4 separate regions of the Homo sapiens genome follow, and all the other regions are linked to region 4. The links are chromatin loops, found by intact Hi-C in ENCODE. Cell type or tissue: dorsolateral prefrontal cortex. All regions are shown on one strand. Region 1 overlaps SND1 (staphylococcal nuclease and tudor domain containing 1). Region 2 overlaps LOC124901744 (a long non-coding RNA gene). Region 3 overlaps SND1 (staphylococcal nuclease and tudor domain containing 1). Region 4 overlaps SND1 (staphylococcal nuclease and tudor domain containing 1).

Region 1 (5,000 bases), 230 kb before region 4:
ATCAAGTACAGTGTTCCAAATACTTCCGATTATTCTACAATGCTCAATTTCTGTTTTTTGGTTCAGAGAATCCTGTTATGTTCATTAGTATTCTAAATTAATTTGATTTTTTTTGCATTCTTTAATTTCTTGCCCCCCCTCCCCCCCCCCACCTTTTTTTTTTGAGACGGAGTCTTGCTCTGTTGCCAGGCTGGAGTGCAGTGGCACGATCTCCACTTACTGCAACCTCTACCTCCCTGGTTCAAGCGATTCCTCTGCCTCAGCCTCCCCAGTAGCTGGGACTACAGGCGCATGCCACCACACCTGGCTAATTTTTTTTTGTATTTTAGTGGAGACTGGGTTTCACCACGTTGGCCAGGATGGTCTCGATCTCCTGACCTCGTGATCCGCCCGCCTTGGCCTCCCAAAGTGCTGGGATTACAGGTGTGAGCCACTGTGCCTGGCCCAGTATCTTGCCTTTCTTTCAAGAAAGTGAATGCAATGAAAATAATATCTACATGTTATATGACATCGGTAGAAGATTTTATGGATTTTTTGGGGGAGTGCTCATCATTAAAAAACAAGCTTAGACCAGAGAATGCAAATCCTATTTTGATAATATGTGATTACTTGTCTGCTGTTTTGCATGCTGTATTTGAGCTACTTGAATTGTAGGTAAAATTGCATCCTCTGTATTGAATTACTTCTTGTATTTTACAACTACTACATCCTGCTTTGTGTTTTTCTCATTTTAGTGCTTCTCTAAAACAAAAGATTGCAATACTGTTTTCAGAAATAATAGTTCCTTTTCACTGCACATGTATCCACTTATTTGTAAGTGGTTTAAGACAGCTGTTCATTGATTTTTTTTAATCTTTGCACATATTCCATTTCCTACTCATAGTCTGGCTCAGAAAATATCTACTGGGCATAATACTTCAAAATAAATTTCTGGCTACATAGGTTTTTTTAAACTCTTGTCAGTGAACTTATGAGGATTTTGTTCATTTTCTAATTATTCTATAGATGCACTGTCATGACAGTTTTCTTCTTATATATAGGATTTGGTAGCTGGTAACCTTTTTGTAATTCAGATAGAAATTGAGCAGGTCTGTGCTTTTTAAGAAATATGTTTGTTTAGATGTGTGGGTTCTTCCCATTTTTTTGTAGTAGTCACCCAGGAGATATTAGATAAACCAGAGTTAATAATGAAGGTGGACTTGAACCATCTAGGCTCAAAAAATTGTATGCCTGGACCATAGTCTCCCAGCTGTGGGCTTACATTTTATATATGTATCTTGCATGTTTTCATTTACTCTCGCTCTTTGTTCTGGTTTGACTGGTAGTCTTTCTTCTGGATACATCTATAGGGTAGAGTAGGATGCTGCACCAACTGTGCTCCCATGGTAGTGGTGGATTCCATTTGCTGAGTCTGAATGATCTTGCATCCTTGCTTTGTTGCCAGGTTTGCCAAAGAGCGCAGGCTGAGAATATGGAGAGACTATGTGGCTCCCACAGCTAATTTGGACCAAAAGGACAAGCAGTTTGTTGCCAAGGTGAGTCATTCTCAGCATCTTGATATGCATAGTGGACATTGCCAGGCGAGTAATAATACAAGAATTTGAACAATTAGAAATGCTGAAGCTCTTGAAAATTTCAAGGCAAGCCAGTAGGAGTGTGTGTGTGTGTGTGTGTGTGTGTGTGTGTGTGTGTGTGTGTGTTTATTGTAGGGGGTTTAGAAACCATTAGACTATTTAAATTTCTTTGTAAATTAGCTAACTTCAAACTAGCTTGAAATATCTCTCATAGTTTAGGACTTCTTTTTTATCTGCCTAGCAAATAGCATTATCTTAAGATTTCCTATGTCCAAGTATAGATGGTCCCTGACTTATGCTGGGTCGACTTAAGATATTTTGACTTTACAGTGGTGTGAAAGCAATAGATACTCAGTAGGAACCACATTTGGAGTATCCATACAGCCATTCTGTTTATCACTTTTGGTCTAGTATTCAGTAAATTAATTAAATGAGATATTCAACACTTTATTATAAAACAGGCTTTGTGTTAGATTATTTTGCCCAATTGTAGACTTATGTAAGTGTTCCAAATGTGTTTAAGGTAGGTTAGGCCAAGCTATGATGTTTGGTAGGTTAGGTAAACTAACCTAAGCAAAAGTAGGCTACCTAACCTAAGGTAGGTTAGGCCAAGCTGTGATGTTTGGTAGGTTGTATTAAGTGCCCTTCTTTCCTTCCTTCCTTTCTCCCTCCCTCCCTTCCTTCCTTTCTTCCTTCCTTCCTTCTTCCCTTCCTCCCTTCCTCCCTTCCTGCCTTCCTCCCTTCCTCCCTTCCTTCCTGGCTGAAGAGAGATAAATGCATTTTCAACTTACAGCATTTTCAGCTTATGATGGGTTTATCAGGAGTTAACCCTGGTGCAAATCAAGGAGCACCTATAAATATATGACCTCAAGTTTCTCTTCTTTCTGTTTTGGAGCTCTTGGTTCCCCGCCCCACCGCCCCGAGAGTTTTCCATTGATATGTCTTGGGATAGACTACTTTGAAGGGAACTAGAGCTATTATCCTTGGTGGTATCAGCAGTGCTATAAAAATGTTTTTTCTTAGTTGCATGGTTTTGTAACTTGAGTAGTAGACCTGCTCTCTGTGTCTTCCCAAAATGCTGTAATGTTTTCCAGCCTATTTTTACTTTTGCCAAGAGATGCTAGAAGTTTTGTTTTTATGGGCTAAAAGTGGTTAAGTGCCAAATTCTTGGACTGAGAGGTTCTGTCTCCCTGTCAACTAACCATGAGTTTAGGATGGAAAGCCACTAGGTGGCACTGTGAGCCTGAGAAAGTCTGTCTTTTAAGCAACCTCTGAGGAACTGGCTAAATTTCTTCACTCTCTTTTTTATGATGCCCAAAGTAATAGGTCACAGAGTGGTCTAGTGGCCTCTTTCCCTCTTTTTGTAGGTGATGTCCAGGCAGCTGTGAGGTGAGCCAAAATCATTCCTTTTGGTAGGCATGAGTGGGACTTGCACCTGTTGGGATATCCTGGCATCCTCCAGGTCTTGTTGCAGACCACAATGTCCCTTCTTTGTGAGGCGTGTACGTGTGTGGACACTTGGACATGGCTTGCTCTGCCTACTTGGAACTCACTCAGTTGTGCTTATGCTTCCCGTAGTTAGCATAGCTGTGTTAACATAGCTACAGAATGAAAGGATGATTTTTCACCCAAAAAGGGAGGCAGGCCTTCAATTTTTCGCCATCTTCACTTTGAGAGTCTGTGACATTAGTGATGTAGATGAGGCATGTGAGGATCTTAGTACCCTGTCGTGTTCCTACCAGCCTGTCCTCTATTAAAACTGAGTTTGTAGAAAAACCTAGAATATTTTGAAGAGTTTTGGGCCTTGGCTGGTTGGGGAGTTAACTAAAGCACTGCATAAGAACAAAATTCAAAGGATTTAGATTATTGAGCTTTGCATTTATCTTAAATATGACTTTGTTGGTAATTAGAAAAGGGAGACCTACCTGTAGAAGAATTTTTTCCATTTTCAAAAATCTAGGATCCTAGGATCTGTTTTTTCTTTAAAAGAGAGCGAGGCTTTTATCATGACAATGAAGTTTTATTCATTACAGTGCCAAAGTAGAGGAGATTGCCTCTAGAAATCATCTGATGGAGAATTATGAGGAATAACCAATCTTCTGTAGAAATTGAAACATAAATTGAGACTGTTTGGGTACACGTCCGCTTAGAGGGTAGAGAGAAATGGGAAAAGAGTTTTTAAAACTTGACTTTTAAAAATTCTTTAGCATTCGTTTTGCTTTTAAAACAGGAAAAAAACATAAAGAAGATAAGCATAAATACCCATAGTACATGAAACACTATGACTTGGCCTTGTTTTGTAATTTTTTTTTTTTTTAACAAAGTTGATCATAGTGTCTGTCTCAGGGTTGGCAAACTATGGCCCATGGGCTGAATTTGGCTGGGCACTTGTTTTTGCATGATCTGTGGATTTTACACTGAAAAAAATGGATTTTGCGTTAATAAAAAATATATCGTGGCATGTGAAAATTATGTGAAATTAAATGTCAGTATCGTAAATAAATTGGAACATAGCTATATGTGTTCGCTTGTGTATTGTGTGTGTCTGTTCTTGTGCTATAATGGCAGAGGTGAGTAGTTGTGATAGAAACTGCGTGGCCTGCAAAGCCTAAAATATTTGTTATCTGGCTTTTTACTTAATAGTTTGATGATCTCTGATCTATACCAGTCCTACTCAAAATGCCTTGATAAAGTGACATAAGGAGCTTGGGCCAGAATGTAAATCAAGGCATTACTTCCTTCATCAAGAAAAGCTTACTACAAAAAAAAAAAAAAAAGTCAGCAATGTTCTTAGTGATGTAGTTGATTAATGTTCTAGTACAAGTTCCTTATCTTACTGCAGACTGGCAGCCACTTTGAATAGCACTGATCTGTACTCTTTTGTGTGTAATTTTTAAGTTTGCACATTTTTATTTTTAATACAGAAAATTTAAAAATTTTTTATAGGCTTACTAAAGAATGTACCAGTTCAATTTCACTCTTCCTTGAGGCAGTCACTTTCAACTCTTGGCTAATTCATCCCTGAATAAAACATTTACATGGCTATTTCTTAATTTTTCAGTTTAAGGGCAACTCCTTTCCTTCATACCATGGAAGAGGAGGACTTAGTTTTTTCACATAAGCACACATACTCAAGAGGGCGCACAGTGCTCTTACCCAGTTCTTCCAATATGATTATGTCATAAGTTAGTTAATAGTCAGTATTTATTTTAAGTGATAATCACCACAGTGCTATATAGCATATTATGGCTACTTCTAGTTTCCTGCAAAATTTTTTTGTTTTCCCTGGAGTTAATAATTTTTAAAATTTACATTTTTTTACATACTTATTTTAATTCAGCCTCCAAACTCTGTCTAAATCTCCTCTCAAGAGGAGATTCATTCAGTCTGCTAACAGTATCTTGGAGCTTTGCAACCTGCATCAAT
Region 2 (5,000 bases), 270 kb after region 4:
CACAGGGGAGGCTGCCCCAAGGGCTCCAGGTGAGTCACAGCAAACCCAAGAACAGTGAATGGAACTGGGGTCTCCTGGCTCTCCTTTAGAGTTGCTGAGTGACTTTAAGTCCAGCACTGAGCCTCTCTGGGCCTCACTTATGCCACTCTTTTCATCATTTACCAGTGGGCAATGTCAAGTGAGAGACTCCACAGATAAGAAAAATAAAGGAGTGGCTCAATTACATGCCAGGGAAAACCGCTTTGGTGGATGAAGGTCACACAGCTCTCCCAGCATTCTGTCCTCTGTATACAGATGATCTCCTTCTGAAATCCTTTTGGGGATGACCCCCTTCCACACCATGGACACTTCTGGGTGGGTTGTCACTCAAGAGGTCCTGCCCTCTTCTGCCCACTGGGTGGACACAAGAATTGAAATCTGTAAAGGATACTGAGATTGGGAACAAAATAATTGATGCTGATTGATCCCAGCAGTGTATGGCGAGAAGATGACAAGCTTCCACTGCCTGTATCACTGACTTGCCTAATGTCTGCCCTGCCCTGGCCTGGATCTTAACCGCGCCCTTCATTCTGTGAACTACCCCCAAATCCTTCAAATAAAGTCCTTGATTGCTTGTTAGAGTCAATAATATTGCTTGCTGAGGATCCAGAGACCTCTAGAGAGAGGAGGTGGAATTGCACACCCTGGGAAAGAGGAAGGTGTGAGTTACCATCCCTGGGGGAGGCCCCACAGGTGTCAGCCCTCAGGGGGCAGGGGACTGACAGGGGACAGAGCTGACAGCAGGGGTCATATACAAGAGTTGGGTTGGGGGCCTAAGGAAACTTCCCCAAAGGTGAGAACCATGTTGGGATAAAGGACAGAGGAGGACCTATATGATATGGAGAGAAGTGAAATACAGCTAAGTGGGGTCCTCACCTCTAAAGAGGCCAGGGGCCGGGCACATCTGTAATCCCAGCACTTTGGGGAGCCGAGGTGGACAGATCACTTGAGGTCAGGAGTTCAAGACCAGCCTGGCCAACATGGTGAAACCCCGACTCTTACTAAAAATACAAAAATTAGCTGGGCATGGTGGCGCAAGTCTGTAATTGCAGCTACTTGGGAGGCTGAGGCAGAGAATCGCTTGAACCAAGGAGACAGAGGTTGCAATGAGCCGAGACTGCGCCACTGCACTCCAACCTGGGTGAGAGAGCAAGACTCCATCTAAATAAATAAATAAATGGGGCAGAAAACAGGTTATGCCAATTACAGGTTGTTGTAGATTCCCAGTCCCTCCTCCTCATGCCGGATAGCTGGGGGATCGACACTGCAGCCGCGGTGAGGCCACGGCAGGTCAGGAATGACCACACGGACATCCATCTTGTTGTCCACCACTGACAATGAGACGGATGACCAGGCTCCCGAGTGCCGAGTGCCGTAGTGCTCTGCGGCCAGGAAATGGCCAGGGGCCAGGGACCCTCCTTATCTGGAATCCTCCCACTCGGCCCTGGGGTGGCCACTTGTGCCGAGACAGCCCAAGGTTGGGGGCGTGGCATCAGGCCTCCCCAAGGCCTTTACTGCTGCAGAGCCACAGCCCTCAAGAAACAAGGCCCCTGGAAGATTCCTTCCCTAAGCAGAAGCTGCTGGAGGCCATTTTAAGGCAATATGTGAGCTGGCGTGTCGCCTGCAACTGAGTTCAGAGGTGCTAAAGGATCCTGAGTGGGGCTGGGGGTTTGCTGTGGAGGTTCAGGAAGAAAGGCTGGGTTTACGGGTCCAGGAACAATTACTGCAGGTTTGTGAGGCCAACCGAGCCCCCACTAGGTGACAGCCAGACAGCAGTGGGAGAAGGGACGATGGCGACGAGCAAAACGGCACGGCTGAATAATACCTGTGACCACGGGAGCTCCTGCCCCTGATGCTATCCTGACCCTCCCCATCCCACCCAGCTGCAAAGCAGTTGTTGCTCTGCCACCTGCTGCCAGCATGCGGGTGGGAATGCGTGTGCAGCTCAAGGGTGGCATCGTGTGGTCATAGTGGGGTAGTGCACCTCACAGCTTCCAAAGAGCTTCATTCTGCGGAGTCACTCAAGGAATTTTGAGTCTATGTGCCAGACTCTGTTCTAGGACTGCAAGATCTTTCCTAACAGAATCAGAGTTTTTGTGAGGAGCAGTCTTGAGGGGTGCAGAGCCTGAGAGGGGAAGGGGAGAAGAGAAGGAGAGAAGGAGAGAAGGAGGGGAGGTGGGAGGGGGAGGGTTGCTAGAGCCCCTTGGTGAGCGTGTCTACAGCCAGACTGCTCTAGGGCACCTTTCAAAGTGGCTTCTGGGTCCACATCTCAGGCATTTGACGACTTAACCCTTTGCATGAGCCTCGCAAATTGCAACTCAAATCCCTGCCACCCTAGAGAACCTATTCCCTCCAGAGGGAGAGGGACTCAGGAGAGGCACTATTCCAAAAAGGCTCCTGTTCCCAATGTTAAAGGAAAGAACCCAGACTTCAGAATCAATCCGATCTGGATTCAAATCTCAGGTTGTCCCTGCGCCAGCTATGTGGCCTCAGGAAAGTCCTTAGCCCTCTCTGTGCCTCGGTGTCCTCATCTGTAAAACAGGGAAAATCATGCCCCTCTGACAGGGCGGTGGGTTCTAGTCAGTGAAATAATGTCAGGACAATGGATGGTCCCCACCATAAAAAGCAAGGCCCCCGATTCTGTGTCCAGGGGTATCAGCTCTGGGGGGCATCTGCTTGGCTGCTCATGAGTGGCTGTCTTTCCACAGCTGTGTGGATGTGTCTGGCATTTAGCAGTCGGTTGTCTGAAATCAGCCATGGAGTTTTGCCCCCTGCTTTATTGCTCCCAAGCAGGTTCCTCACCTGCCGAGCGCCTGCGGCTGTGTGCCAAAGGCTGAGTGCGCCACAGCGAGGAGCAGCTGCCAGACCTGGAGTGAGCAGAGGGAGAAACTGGACTTCAGAATAATCAGAGCTGGATGCTAATCTCAGGTCCCACCTGCACTAGCTGTGTGGTCTCGGGAGAGTCTTACGGGTGGGAAGGACCAGGGCCTTGTGGGCTGAGAGGCTTGGGGAAGCCAGGGGGAGCCAGGTCCCCTCACTGCTCTCGAAGAACCGGCAGTGGTGTTGGAACTCCCAGAGCTGGAGAGGCTCAGGCCGGGAAGGGCTGTCCTGACCTGCGGGCCATCATGGCCTTTCGGGGAGGGAGGGAGGAGATGAAGAGGTGGCACAGAATTGACAAAGGAAAGGCAGGAATGAAAAGGAAGGTGGGGGAATGTGGAAGGCAAAATGAGAAGTCTCTCCGGGTGGCTGATGTCACCCTTTCTGATTGCTCGAGGTGCCAGCAGGGGCACCTTGGCAAGGTGTCCCCTCTCCCAGGAGGCTGAGACCAGGATCTGATCCAAGCTGGGCCACCTGGAGAGAGTGGCCTGAACTAGTCTCCATCATGCTCTGGGCCTGGGTTTCTGCATTTGTAAAATGAGAGGAATGTGCTGGATCAGATACAATCTCCTCTCCCACCAGGCCCACCCCACACTCGGCAGGAAAGCAAGGACTGGGGCCCCAACAGCTGTCCTTGAGAGTGGGAGCCGCTGAGGGCACAGGAAGGAGTTTTGGGGGCGGCAGGCAGGGAAGCAAGCAGGATGGGAACGCCAGGCTCTCAGGGGAAGGAACCAGATAAATCATCAGCAAGGAAAACCTATAGGTTTCCCCAAAGTACAATTTGAATAGAAATGTCAAATGCACCTGGAGTTATTACACCCTGTAATCCTAATGACATATAATCCTATACACCAACAGGATAATATCACGAGTGTGTGTGGCAACACTGCCGCATGTTAATCCTGCCTGCCTCCTGGGATGATCTTTCTCATCCCAGCAGAGCCTACAGAGCCTCCTTTGTTCTTCCCAGAAGTGGCCTCATCGGGCTGGACCTGGGGGAGGTGACCAAGGAAGTGAAAATCAAAGAGCCCAAGGAATGAAGCTGGCATGGCGCTAGTCAGGGGATGGACAGGTGTGGTTTGGTGCTTTCATTTTTTGCCTAATCTGGATGCATCCTAAGTCCCCTGGAAGTTGCCAGCCCCACATCAGCATCTGTGTTGAGGACCCTCTTCTCTCCCCGCCTACCCCCGCCCCTAACCCTTTCCTTCTCTCTCATTCTTCCTTTCCTGTATCCTTCCCTTTCTTCCCCAGCATCTATGCTCTGTTCTGCCAGGAGCACTCTCGGAGATATGGTTCGTCCTCTTGAGAGGGAAAGCCTCCTGGGACTCGCGTGCACCCGTCCTGTCCAGCTGCGCTCCTTAGTTGCGGGCCCTGGAGCCAGGGAAGGTGGGAGTGGACTTTCGCCTGAGGCAGCAGCTGCGTGGTTAGTGGTCTGTGGCCAGGGGGGCATTTCAAGGTAGGGCACAGAACTTCCAGGCCAGTGCACCAGCCCAAAATAGAGCCCTGGTTGGCTTTATCTACCGTGTAGCCTGTGCTGGTCCCCATGACATAAGCTTCTTTTGCTGTGAGACAGGAAATCTCTTTCTAGGCTCCTGGGGAGATGAGATTTTTCAGGTCAAAGTCTCAGAGTCATTCACACAATCCAGGAATCTCTTCCCAAACTCCATACTCCTATGCTCGGCCCTCCAAGGCAGTGATTCTCGAAGTAGGAACCACTTCAAGACCAGCAGCTCAGCACTACCAGGGATCTTATTAGAAATGCAAATTCTGCCAGGTGCGATAGCTCACACCAGTAATCCCAGCACTTCGGGAGGCCGAGGGGGCAGATCACTTGAGGTCAGGAGTTTGAAACCAGCCTGGCCAACATGGTGAAATCCTGTCTCTACGAAAAGTACAAAAATTAGCTGGGCATGATGGCGCATACCTGGAGTCCCAGCTACTCAGGAGGCTGAGGCAGGAGAATCGCTTCAACCCAGGAAGCGGAGGTTGCAGTGAGCTGAGGTTGCACCACTGCACTCCAGCCAGGACGACAGAGCAAGACTCCATCTCAAAAACAAAAACAAAAAAAAAAAAAACAGAAATGC
Region 3 (5,000 bases), 54 kb before region 4:
GTCTACCAGGCTTCTCCACTGTAAAGGTACTATTTTACTCTTTCTAATTAATAGATATTTTGTGAGGAGACACTTTGAACTACATAGTTTTCACCTCTCATTAAACTCCCAAGTTATTTATTTGTTTATATTAGAATGAATTCATGGAATCTCATTTTATTCAAACAGTTATAATCCACTCAAATTGTTCCCAATTTGGCCAGTAGGAGCCAGGACTTCTGTGTCCTTTGGACATGTCTCCTATTTTTTTTTGAGCACTTCCTTGTTTTCTGGTACTACATGTTCCAGGCTTATCTTGTACTGTCTTCCCCAGATCTGAAATTAGCCATTTATCTAAGGAGCCCACATTTCCATCTATATTTATTTTTATATGTTTATTTCTAAATCTATCTATATCTATTGAAAACCATGTGTGGCAGTCATGAAAATGTGCCTCCTGGATCTCCAACTGCAGGAAACATAATAGACTGACAGCCCAGCTGCTGTGCTTTGAAATCAATCACTGCTACTTCAGCCAAGGCTATGCTTCCCACCAGCTGCTCCCAGCCAATAGCGGAGCGCAACAGAGATACTAAGGCAGGCCTATTGCTGAGGGACATAGGGTTCCTCTGACGGACAATTTTGACTTCTTATCAAGCTTTGACGAAACTCTTTGGAACAGGCCCGTAGCTCAGATGTTCCCTATCTAACCTTCCTTCATTCCCTCCATTCTGCACAGGGGTTTGACCTGCACTGCAGTCTGTTGGCTCTTCCCAGGCCTCCTGGGGTTCCCTTCCCACCTTCCTTGAGATGAGTTTTCTCCAATTAATCTCTTGCACATCTAATCCTTCTTGGCACGTGCCTCTTATAGAACCTGAACCAACATACCATGAGTTCACACAAATACCTAAAATTCCAATCCACTGCTACAGGGTTCATTCTAGTTTTCTTCCTTTCCATATTTGTATATACCTACTCTGACAGTGAGAAACCTGGCTTATCCTTAGTACTTTCACTGGTAGGGTTGATATTCCTTAGTGTAACCAATCTTGTAACACTGATGTCACCCCTCCCAAGTGGACACTCAGTCTTTAATGCCTGGCTATGGAGCCACCTTCCATGTGGATGTTTGCACCCAGGTTGAACTCTGATACCTTGTATGAGTGATCATCCTTACCTTCCTATGGGGCTCTGACACCCCAAGCCAGACTAGCCTATACTTTGTGCAAAATACTGTGCTTGGAACTGGGATATAGAGCAAGAAAAGCATGGCCCCTGCCCTCACAGTGTTTATCACTCACCAAGGAAGATAAACAATGAATGAATAATTGCCATATATTGTGATGGTGTATCACATGGGGAACCCACCAAGAAGAGAACACATGTGATTCTCATATGCATTGCACGTAGTGAATGCCCAATGGTGATGGTTGTTATCATTTCATGTATTTTTACTCTTGTTACCGCTAAGCACCAGCATCACAACTGTTCCTCCAGGAGAAATCTATAATTAGGGGATAAGAAGCTAAGAGAACATGGCTTAGATGCTGAGCTTTAAAGGAAAGAGAGAAGAAAGTTAGTGGGCAGGGTGTGGAGTGATTTGGGAATCTAAGGCCTCAGGAACTCCATATGGCAGGTCTTAACTGGTTTGTAGACATTTGCTGATAGGATAAAGAGGGCAGGGACAAGGAAGAGTAGAGAAAGTGCCCTTGGTTTTTCCCGGCCAGGCAGGTACTCAGTAATTCTGTGTATTGATTTGAGCAGCATTAACTGGGGTGGATCATTAAACATTTGTGTTGTTTTTCTTTATATATCAAAGCTTGTTTGTGTGAATTTTTCCTTGCCTGCTCTGCCATTCCCACTTTCTCCTCCAAACCCCATGTATTTACTGTAAAATGTCAATGCTCAGTAATTCAAAATGCAGTAACAAATATTTCTTTGTTTTCTTGGCATTTAAAACAGCCAGGACATCTCAAACTATCAAAAGTGGAGTTGTCCCCCATGCCACTCCCCAGCCTTCTTACTAGCTCTTTGATGGGTGGAGCCTCTCTTGTTCCCTGCTAGGGCCCCTTAGTGACAACCTTAGTTTAAATCCTCACCATGTATCAACATCTACATCTGCTGATTTGAGGCTGTTGCCTTCTCCATGCTGCCAAACACAACTCTGTGATAATGACAGCATTTGCCAGCACGCTTATGTGGTGACTCAGGAGACAGGGTGGCCAGCAAAGCAGCCTCTTTGTGGGAGTGGATTTTGAGAAGTGCTAATTCCGTGGCAGTTTGGAGATATTAATACCGTGCTGGCAGTAGATAAACAGACATCCGAGGGGCATATAATGAGAAGATAATCAGCCACTGCATCTTTTCCTCCTTGCTCTACCAACACATTTATTTTTTCTTCTTTAAAAAAAAAAAAGCATGTTCTCCTGGGTTTTGACGAATAGAGCCCTTAAATTGCGTAAACATGCACAGATACTGGTTGGTTCAGCTCCCAGCATCCCCACAGTATAACTTTCTAAGAACCACTGGTGTGTTAGGAGTTAACCACATTTTCAAACAATACTCAGTCATAGCATATGGCACGGTAGCCTATTGCTTACCATAGCCTCTCCCTAAAGGGCAGCAAACCAGATGGTTTGAGTAGGGCCTTTGGTGTAATTATGACAGACACAAAGAAAGACATAACCACCATTCTCCCTCAATAATATCATGCTTCTTGTTTTCCAGTATTTGCTATAGTTAATTATACTTAATTTTTGAAAATTTGTTTTTGCAGTTTGATTGTTCATAACAAAGTTCCCTTTCCAGGTTGGGGAGGAACCATTCAAATATGTATCATTAAGTGTCTGCATATCATTTCCCATTCATCCTTCTCTAGCTAGTAGATGCAGGCCACATAGAGTGGCATCTCTCATTCCCAAGTGTGAGCAATTTTCTTATTCTGGCAAAAAAAAAAAAAAAAAAAGATTTGTTGCATTTGAGAATTACTTTGCATTAGAGTCTAACCTGAGATTTTTTGTAGCTCCCATGGAGTATTGCTCCAAAACTGGTCATCTCAGATTTTATATTGTTTACTTTCTTTGTTCCCCATCTTGATTTGCTTTTTTCTTTCTTTTTTGAGATAGGGCCTCATTCTTTTACCCATGCTGCAGTGTAGTGGTGTGATCACAGCTCACAGCAACCTCAAACTCCTGATCCTCCTCCCTCAGCATTCCAAGTAGCTGGAACTACAGGCATGCACCACCACACTCGGCTAATTTTTAAATTTTTATTATGGAGATGGGGGTCTCATTGTGTTGTCCAGGCTGCTCACAAACTCCTGGGCTCAAGTGATCCCAGCGCCCGGGCCTCCCAAAGTGTTGGGATCATAGGCATGAGCCACAGCACAAAGAATTTCCTTTCTACTAGAATGCCTCCCTCCTGCCTGCCTCTTCTCTCTTCATTCATAGTCTTATCTTTTCCAAGCCCACTTTGGGTAGAAGATCTACTCTCAGGAGTTCTTATAAGAGAAACACTTCGTTATGTAAAACCAATGTTTCTAACGTTGCCAAACTAAAAGAAGACATTTTCTGGTTGTTCTGTCGGCTAGAAAGATTTTGAGAAATTTAGGTCATGCTTTTATATGTTCCATTTTTTTCTCTATGTGCCTAATATTTTATAGCAGACTTTTCTTGAGGGCAGTGGCTTGTTTATAACATTCTGTAAATAGCCTGGTGCAATGTGGGCTTTTTACAGATTTTTTTTTTTTTGCTAGTTTTTAATATTTGGATTGATATAGCATCTGACTGTACTAACCAGAAAAATGCTGAGCTAGGGAACTTTGTTATTTAACCTTTTATTTGGATTTCTAGCTTAGCAACTCATAGGTCTTGAAACCTTGGCTTCTCTCTCCCTCTGCCAGAATGCGTTAAGACCTCCAGGTGCTAACTGTTATTATTTCTGTTGACTGAGCCCCATATGCACTTCTAGTGCTCACTGACCTATCTTTTCTGTTGCAGAAACATTGCTGAGGCTCTTGTCAGCAAAGGTCTAGCCACAGTGATCAGATACCGGCAGGATGATGACCAGAGATCATCACACTACGATGAACTGCTTGCTGCAGAGGCCAGGTAAGACCAAACATTACTAAACACATGGGGAACCCACACCCTCACTTTTTTCTTTCCCAGTTTTGTGCCTATACCTGAGCAGAATGTGTTGGAAAATAATATGCTGAGAAAGCATGTATTATTATTCTAGATTTTCCCCATGAAAAGAAGGACACACTTTGAACTTGCTGTCTAATTTTGTTTAAGTGCACTTGGTCTTCCATTTTAAAAAATATGTAAAATAGGTATATATTAGATATGATCTCCCTTTGTAGCTGTATAAAAGAAAGCATGAATGAGTGCTCTATAGGAGATATGTTTATCATCATTCCGGGACTAACTGTGAAGCCGTGCTTATGTCTGTAGTACATTTGCCTCTGTTTCTTACCTCCAAAGGCCTCTACTCCTAGCCCCTCCCGTTTACCACCTCTAGACCTTTTGTCATGTACAAAGGAAAGAAAACATTTATTAGGAAATGAGTTTTAGTTTCAAACACTTCTGACAGCTGGCAGGAGACCATTTGAGAAGCCCTGTGACATTTTACTTTTGTCCTTCATCCCTGTGGCTGGTTGCCCCAAGGACATGCATGCTGCTCAGCAGTATTTCTGGCCATTGTCATCCCTCAAGGCTCTTACTCAGGGAGTCTTTTGTCACTGGGTAGTGTGGTAGTTGAGTGATTCCCAGACTTCCTGGGAAACAGAGCAAGAACTGAGCTACTTATTGCTGAACTGACTTGGATAGCTCAGCAGACTGCTTGGACTCAACCAAAATATATCCATTGTTTAAACGTGATTTCAGAGGCCTGCCTCACTCAGCAGTTTTTCCATAGCCTCTAGGACCCATTTAGTTCTAGGAGTTTGGTAATTGTCAGGTTATTTTCTATAGTTAGAGGAGGAATGATTCTGGGCACATGTTATCTAATCTCGGCTTCAG
Region 4 (5,000 bases):
GAGCTGCTCTAGTTCTTTACTTTTAAAGATATCATTATAGGAATTATAAGAATTATGTTCATGTCCGGGGATCCTGGAGAGTCACTTACAGGAAAGAATTAACACAATGAACAGATTTGGGTAGTGTTTTTTAATGAGTACAAGATTTTTACAAGCACAGATTAAGAAAAGTAGTCTTCAATAGATAAATTTTGGATGATACATAAATTAGTAGGATAACTTCTCCCTCGAATATCTTTTAGTCTAGTTATGTAGATGGCCATACAAATAATGTAAACAAGGAAATATGAAAGAGCAGTTATCAAAAGCATAGGCCACCTAGTATGAGAATACAGAGCAAATAACAATTGTTGAATGGAAAAGTTTTCCTCAGGGCGATGGCATTTGAGTTTCCGAGAAGATCTGCTACATTTTCTTTGGGCAGACTGGGTTTGATTCATCTAGGCAGAAGAAGTTGGCCTGTATCAGATCTCAGGAAGAGTTGCCTAAAAGAAATGGACATATTAATCAATCATTTTTCTCTCCGCTTTTGTATTGGTGTGTAAATCTCCCTCTTAGCTCTTCTGCTATTGAGCCTTCACTGCTCCACCTTCAGCTCTCCGTCTATGCAGGCACACTGTCACCCACTGGTCATGTGAATGAAACCTCCAATTACACCAGGATTATTTTCATCTTTACACCATGAATCATCCCCAGAATGAGCCTCATCATACTTGTGGGTCATTCAATTACATGGTTATTTAATAATTTTTTTTTATATTCAGTGGGCACAATGCTAGGAATACAGAAATGGATGATACAGTTCCAGCCTTTGAGCAAAGTAATTGTGTCTACTGGAGTAAAGAATGTATTGACATGAAGAAAAAAATATTTTAAAAGCATAAGGGTAAGCAAAACATGGCTTAAATACTATACAAATGAGAACAGCTCAGATTTTATAAAACAATAAGAGTAAATATGTAACTGCTGTCAAAAAGGCTGTTTCAAAACTCGGAAATACAGAACGCAGAGAGGAGTGGAGCCAGGTACTGACCCAGCCCAAGTCATTGCATTCCTGGTGGTACGGTGTACCATCTGAGGACCATCCTTTTAGGAAGGACATCAGGAAACTGCAGGTGGTCAGATCAGAGGAGGATGAACAAAGATGCTAAGAGCCTCAGCATGCCAATACCTGAAGATTGGGAGTAGGAATTAAAAGACAGACTTCCATGACATAATCTAGTGTTTCAGGGTAAAAGAGAGAGAAACATGATTTGTTCAGTACCCATTCCAGAGTAATAAATAAAGTCATCACTAAAAATAAGATTTGTTTGGCCTGGTTTAATGGCAGTCACAGACCTTGGAGCTAAAACACTTAAAGATGAATTCTTGCCCTCCTGCTTCCTAATTAATTATTTCCGTCAGACTGGCCTGCTTATCTTGGTGTGATGCTGGTGACCTGGAGGTGAGGGAGACAGCAAGGCCGATGTGGCATTTATGTGCCAGCCTATCTAGGGCCTCCTATAACTAGCAAAAGATAGTCCTAGTGGTGTCATCGCCTTCTATGGAGTCAGACTGTGGAGGATGGTGTGGCCTCCTGATTGGGGTGTTCAGCCCTTACCATCTACTGGGTTTTATGTGCCAAGAAAAGATAGATGTTGATTTACCCTTGCTGTTAGATGATAGGCCTGTGGATTAGCTTTGGATGGGTAGGTCAGTGAGGAGTTTCCTTCCTCCTGAATTCTCTGACTAGTGTTTCTACTCTTCTACTCTAAAGCGTTCTATTGTGCTTTTTACTCTTATGCTTTCATGTTTTAATACTGATGAGACAAGGGGAGAAAACATCCTGGATAGAAAATGAGGCCTGTCCTATGCAGAGCTAATGAGGCCAGTGGAGTAGTAGAGAAGGTCAGTCCTGTGAGCTTTTCCCTAGGTGTTCCTTTTCGGGCCCTTCTCCTTCCCTCCTACTTTAAAGCGCGTTCTGTCTGAGTCTATGCAGGGTTGTCTGGCTTGCCTTCCACCTGGTGGGCACTGGGGGATGGAATGGGAAACTTCCAGAAATCTGATGGCTTTTCTCTGTTGGATTATTTCCAAAAACAGCACCTGTCTCGTTGGTTGTGCCTAAATGCCTCAGTTCTAAGTCCCTTCTTGTGGCTTTCCCAGAGGAATACATTTCAGTGTAGATTATTCAACACTATCTTGTCAACCTGTGGGCATTTCCCAGCAGCCACTTAGTAGTAATGTTGACAAGCTACTGTGCTACTCACCAGAACTCCAGCCCTGTGGGGGAGTCCATTTGGTCAGACTAATAGTAGAAAATGGCAGGACCTGGATGCAGGAGAGGGAGTGTAAATGGTTTGGTAATTTGAAATTAAAGGTTAATGCTTTGAAATCTGGTAATGGGCAGCGCCAGGGTGAACAGTGCACACTGCTGTAAGACTTAATCCTGGTTGCTATGGAAACTACCTCACAAATCTCCCACCCCTTTCAACCAGATTTGACTGGGTTTAAAAAATAAATAAATAAAACCATTCTTCATCATTGAAAAGCTGTTTGCCCCCTTCCCCAAACTCCAGGTCATTGCTCACCTTGAGTTTCTTTCAAAAGTTTTTCTGAGGCTTCCCCAGTCAGATGGGCTGGATCTGTTAGAGTTTGGGCCTGGCTCTTTGTGTGGAATTTGAATAAATAGCATTAACATGGGAATTAGAAGACACTTAAGTGTCCAATGTGGGCAGCATGTGCAAGCTTGCTCTCCTGCTGGCCTTGAGGAGGCGTCATAGTTTCAGTCCTGGCACTGGACAGGGCCACTGACCACAGAATGCACTTCCTCATTCCCCATGTATGGGGGGCTCTGAGGAAGCCCAAGGAGCTGCTCTTCGTCTCAGTGCTGTGGAGTGTTCCCAGATTCTGCTGCAGGGCTGCCAAGCACTGGCCTATGAGGAGCAAGAACAATCCACAGAAGTTCGTTTCATGTTTGGAAGGCATCTGAGACACAACTGCATTCTCTCCGTCATTTTATTTCATCATTAGAGCTTTTTCCAATTTACTTAAATGACCCTCTTAATCTAGACCTTGTAAGTTTTTGGGCTTTTTTTAACCAAAGCTTCTTCACCCTTTGCCTATGATGAAGTAAATGAGATCTACATCTCATTTGGCTCCCTGCAAGATTAGCTTATAGGCTTCTAAAGTAGGCTTTGTAGAAAACTTTCTATTCAAGCTTTCTGGATTCCCTGTAGTTTTTCCTTAATATACTTATTATACTCTGTAATGCTGTTACAATAGCATTCCTCAGTAAACCCTCGTAACTCCCATGCTTACCTTTACTATGAGTAGGAAAATATTTAAATCCACTGGTTAGTCTGCGGCTGGTGGAGAAGTTCCCATTTCCCTGCCCTTGTGTGCCTCCTTTTCCTGAGCTTGTACATCTGCTAGTGATTTTTCTAGGGTTAATTTGGGTGTTTTTATTTTTAAATTGGAACATGGTGTCTGTCTCTTCTCTGTGTGTGTTTTGGATGCAGCCCCTGTGCTAGGCATGCGGTTATTAACTCCACTGATATACCAGTTCGCTCATTAGCATTTGCATTTTAAATTACAAGCTAGAGCAGACGACATTTATGCTATATTTGTACCATTGCCTTCTTCATGAATGATGTCGTATGTGCAGGGAATGCAGAAATAACTCTTCTAAGGCCCTGATGTATTTTAGTCTCTTTTTTAGCAAACTGCTATTTCTTTTTTACTCTTGATTCTTATTGTTTGATAGGGAGTTTTTTTTTTTTTTTTTTTTTTTAAATTTTCCAAGTTTAGACCTATTTGTGAGTGCTACTGATTGGGAAGTGCTAACGACAGACCAGCCCTTCATATCAAAATAGGCATATTGCGTAGAGTGGCCATTTTTCCCTTTCACGTGGTGCTCCTTGTAAGCAGCCTGCCTTGATTTGAGAGGAGGGAGTTTTTTCCTCCACAGTTTGGTGGGTGGGAAGACATGGTAACAGTTACTTGTTCTTGCTAGTATTCTTGCTCACATCCCTCTTTTTTATAGTTGACTAGTCAGTGGTTATTTAACACCTGTTAATTACTTGACACTGCAAGGGGAAAAAAGGAAATAGTGTATGCCTTCAAGGGTCTTATTTTTGACAAGCATTTATATTGCACTACAGTACAGCATATACTTAAATATTAATATTGAGTGTAAAATACCAAGTTAGAGGTGGGTCTTTTAAGTGAGATTTGCCAGGAGCAAAGGTCTCGTGGAGCAGCCGTTGCTCTTGCCAGATGGTACAATAGCTTCAGCATCTGCATCTCAAGAACTGAATCAGAAATGCACAGTCATAGATCATGGATCTGTGACTGAAGCCTTCCTAGGCTTGCCTCATTGTGCCTAACATAGTGTCTGGTTTCTAGCAGCAGGATGAGGGCAGAAAGCGAGCTCTGGTAGATAGGTCTGTGTTTGTGCCATTTTGCTTTCCTCTGTGAGCTCTAATTTTGGTTCTCTGAGTTCTGTTGCAGAGTTTCTTCCTGTTGGTGAATGCTAACTTTTAAAACATCACATGAAAAATACAGGGAAGTCATACTGGAGGTAAATGTGCATTGTTGTTAGGCAAGCACAAATTCTGCAGTTGATAGAAACTATTTTTATTTCCCCACTTTCTCCCTAAAGGTTTTCTCTGATATAATCTTCATTCTTCTAATAGCTGTTGGAATAACCAAGACACGAAGAGTTGCATTTGATGCTGATAATCCAAGTACAGATGATACATTAATTCAGAACCTGATCCCTTTAAGGAGTCTCATTGCTGCACATGGCATATTATACATTAATAATATGGGGTAATAGCATTCTGAGCCTCTTACGTGGATCCATTTCATGCTATGAGGTTGGCCTCACAGTGAACATTGCCATATCATACTCACTCCTTATTCCCTTAAAGAATACATCTTACTATTGGAATGAGTGCTGGGTGGTTGGTAGCTTTGGTTCCTTCAACACAGTAGCACTTGAGCTGTGCCACTTCACAATC

What was found. Peaks named below come from ENCODE experiments on the same cell type or tissue, not always from the same donor. Only the 100,000 strongest peaks of a DNase experiment are listed, where the experiment ranks them.
Region 1: it touches region 4 in a loop (4-fold over the local background); 9 of 110 quality-filtered maps call a loop at or near these places.
Region 2: it touches region 4 in a loop (2.7-fold over the local background); 5 of 110 quality-filtered maps call a loop at or near these places.
Region 3: it touches region 4 in a loop (2.1-fold over the local background); 3 of 110 quality-filtered maps call a loop at or near these places.

Annotation. Positions count from the first base shown.
Region 1 is chr7:127,706,113-127,711,112 of GRCh38, forward strand. SND1 (staphylococcal nuclease and tudor domain containing 1) reads left to right here. Exons shown (of 24, transcript NM_014390.4): 9 at 1,445-1,535. Among named protein-coding and RNA genes, the nearest start is that of SND1, 56 kb to the left of the region's middle. In dorsolateral prefrontal cortex, CTCF peaks have their summits at 2,800 (motif pointing right) and 3,000; a DNase peak (open chromatin) is centred at 2,809.
Region 2 is chr7:128,207,959-128,212,958 of GRCh38, forward strand. All of the region lies in intron 1 of LOC124901744 (a long non-coding RNA gene), which reads left to right. Among named protein-coding and RNA genes, the nearest start is that of MIR129-1, 2.6 kb to the left of the region's middle. In dorsolateral prefrontal cortex, CTCF peaks have their summits at 677, 878 and 1,991 (motif pointing left); DNase peaks (open chromatin) are centred at 673, 1,443 and 1,973.
Region 3 is chr7:127,883,925-127,888,924 of GRCh38, forward strand. It overlaps SND1 (staphylococcal nuclease and tudor domain containing 1), which reads left to right. Exons shown (of 24, transcript NM_014390.4): 13 at 3,978-4,088. Among named protein-coding and RNA genes, the nearest start is that of SND1-IT1, 110 kb to the right of the region's middle. In dorsolateral prefrontal cortex, no CTCF peak of the experiment used is centred here; DNase peaks (open chromatin) are centred at 524 and 2,167; H3K27ac peaks cover 5,000 bases.
Region 4 is chr7:127,938,144-127,943,143 of GRCh38, forward strand. All of the region lies in intron 15 of SND1 (staphylococcal nuclease and tudor domain containing 1), which reads left to right. Among named protein-coding and RNA genes, the nearest start is that of SND1-IT1, 57 kb to the right of the region's middle. In dorsolateral prefrontal cortex, CTCF peaks have their summits at 2,751 and 2,952; a DNase peak (open chromatin) is centred at 2,795; H3K27ac peaks cover 2,779 bases.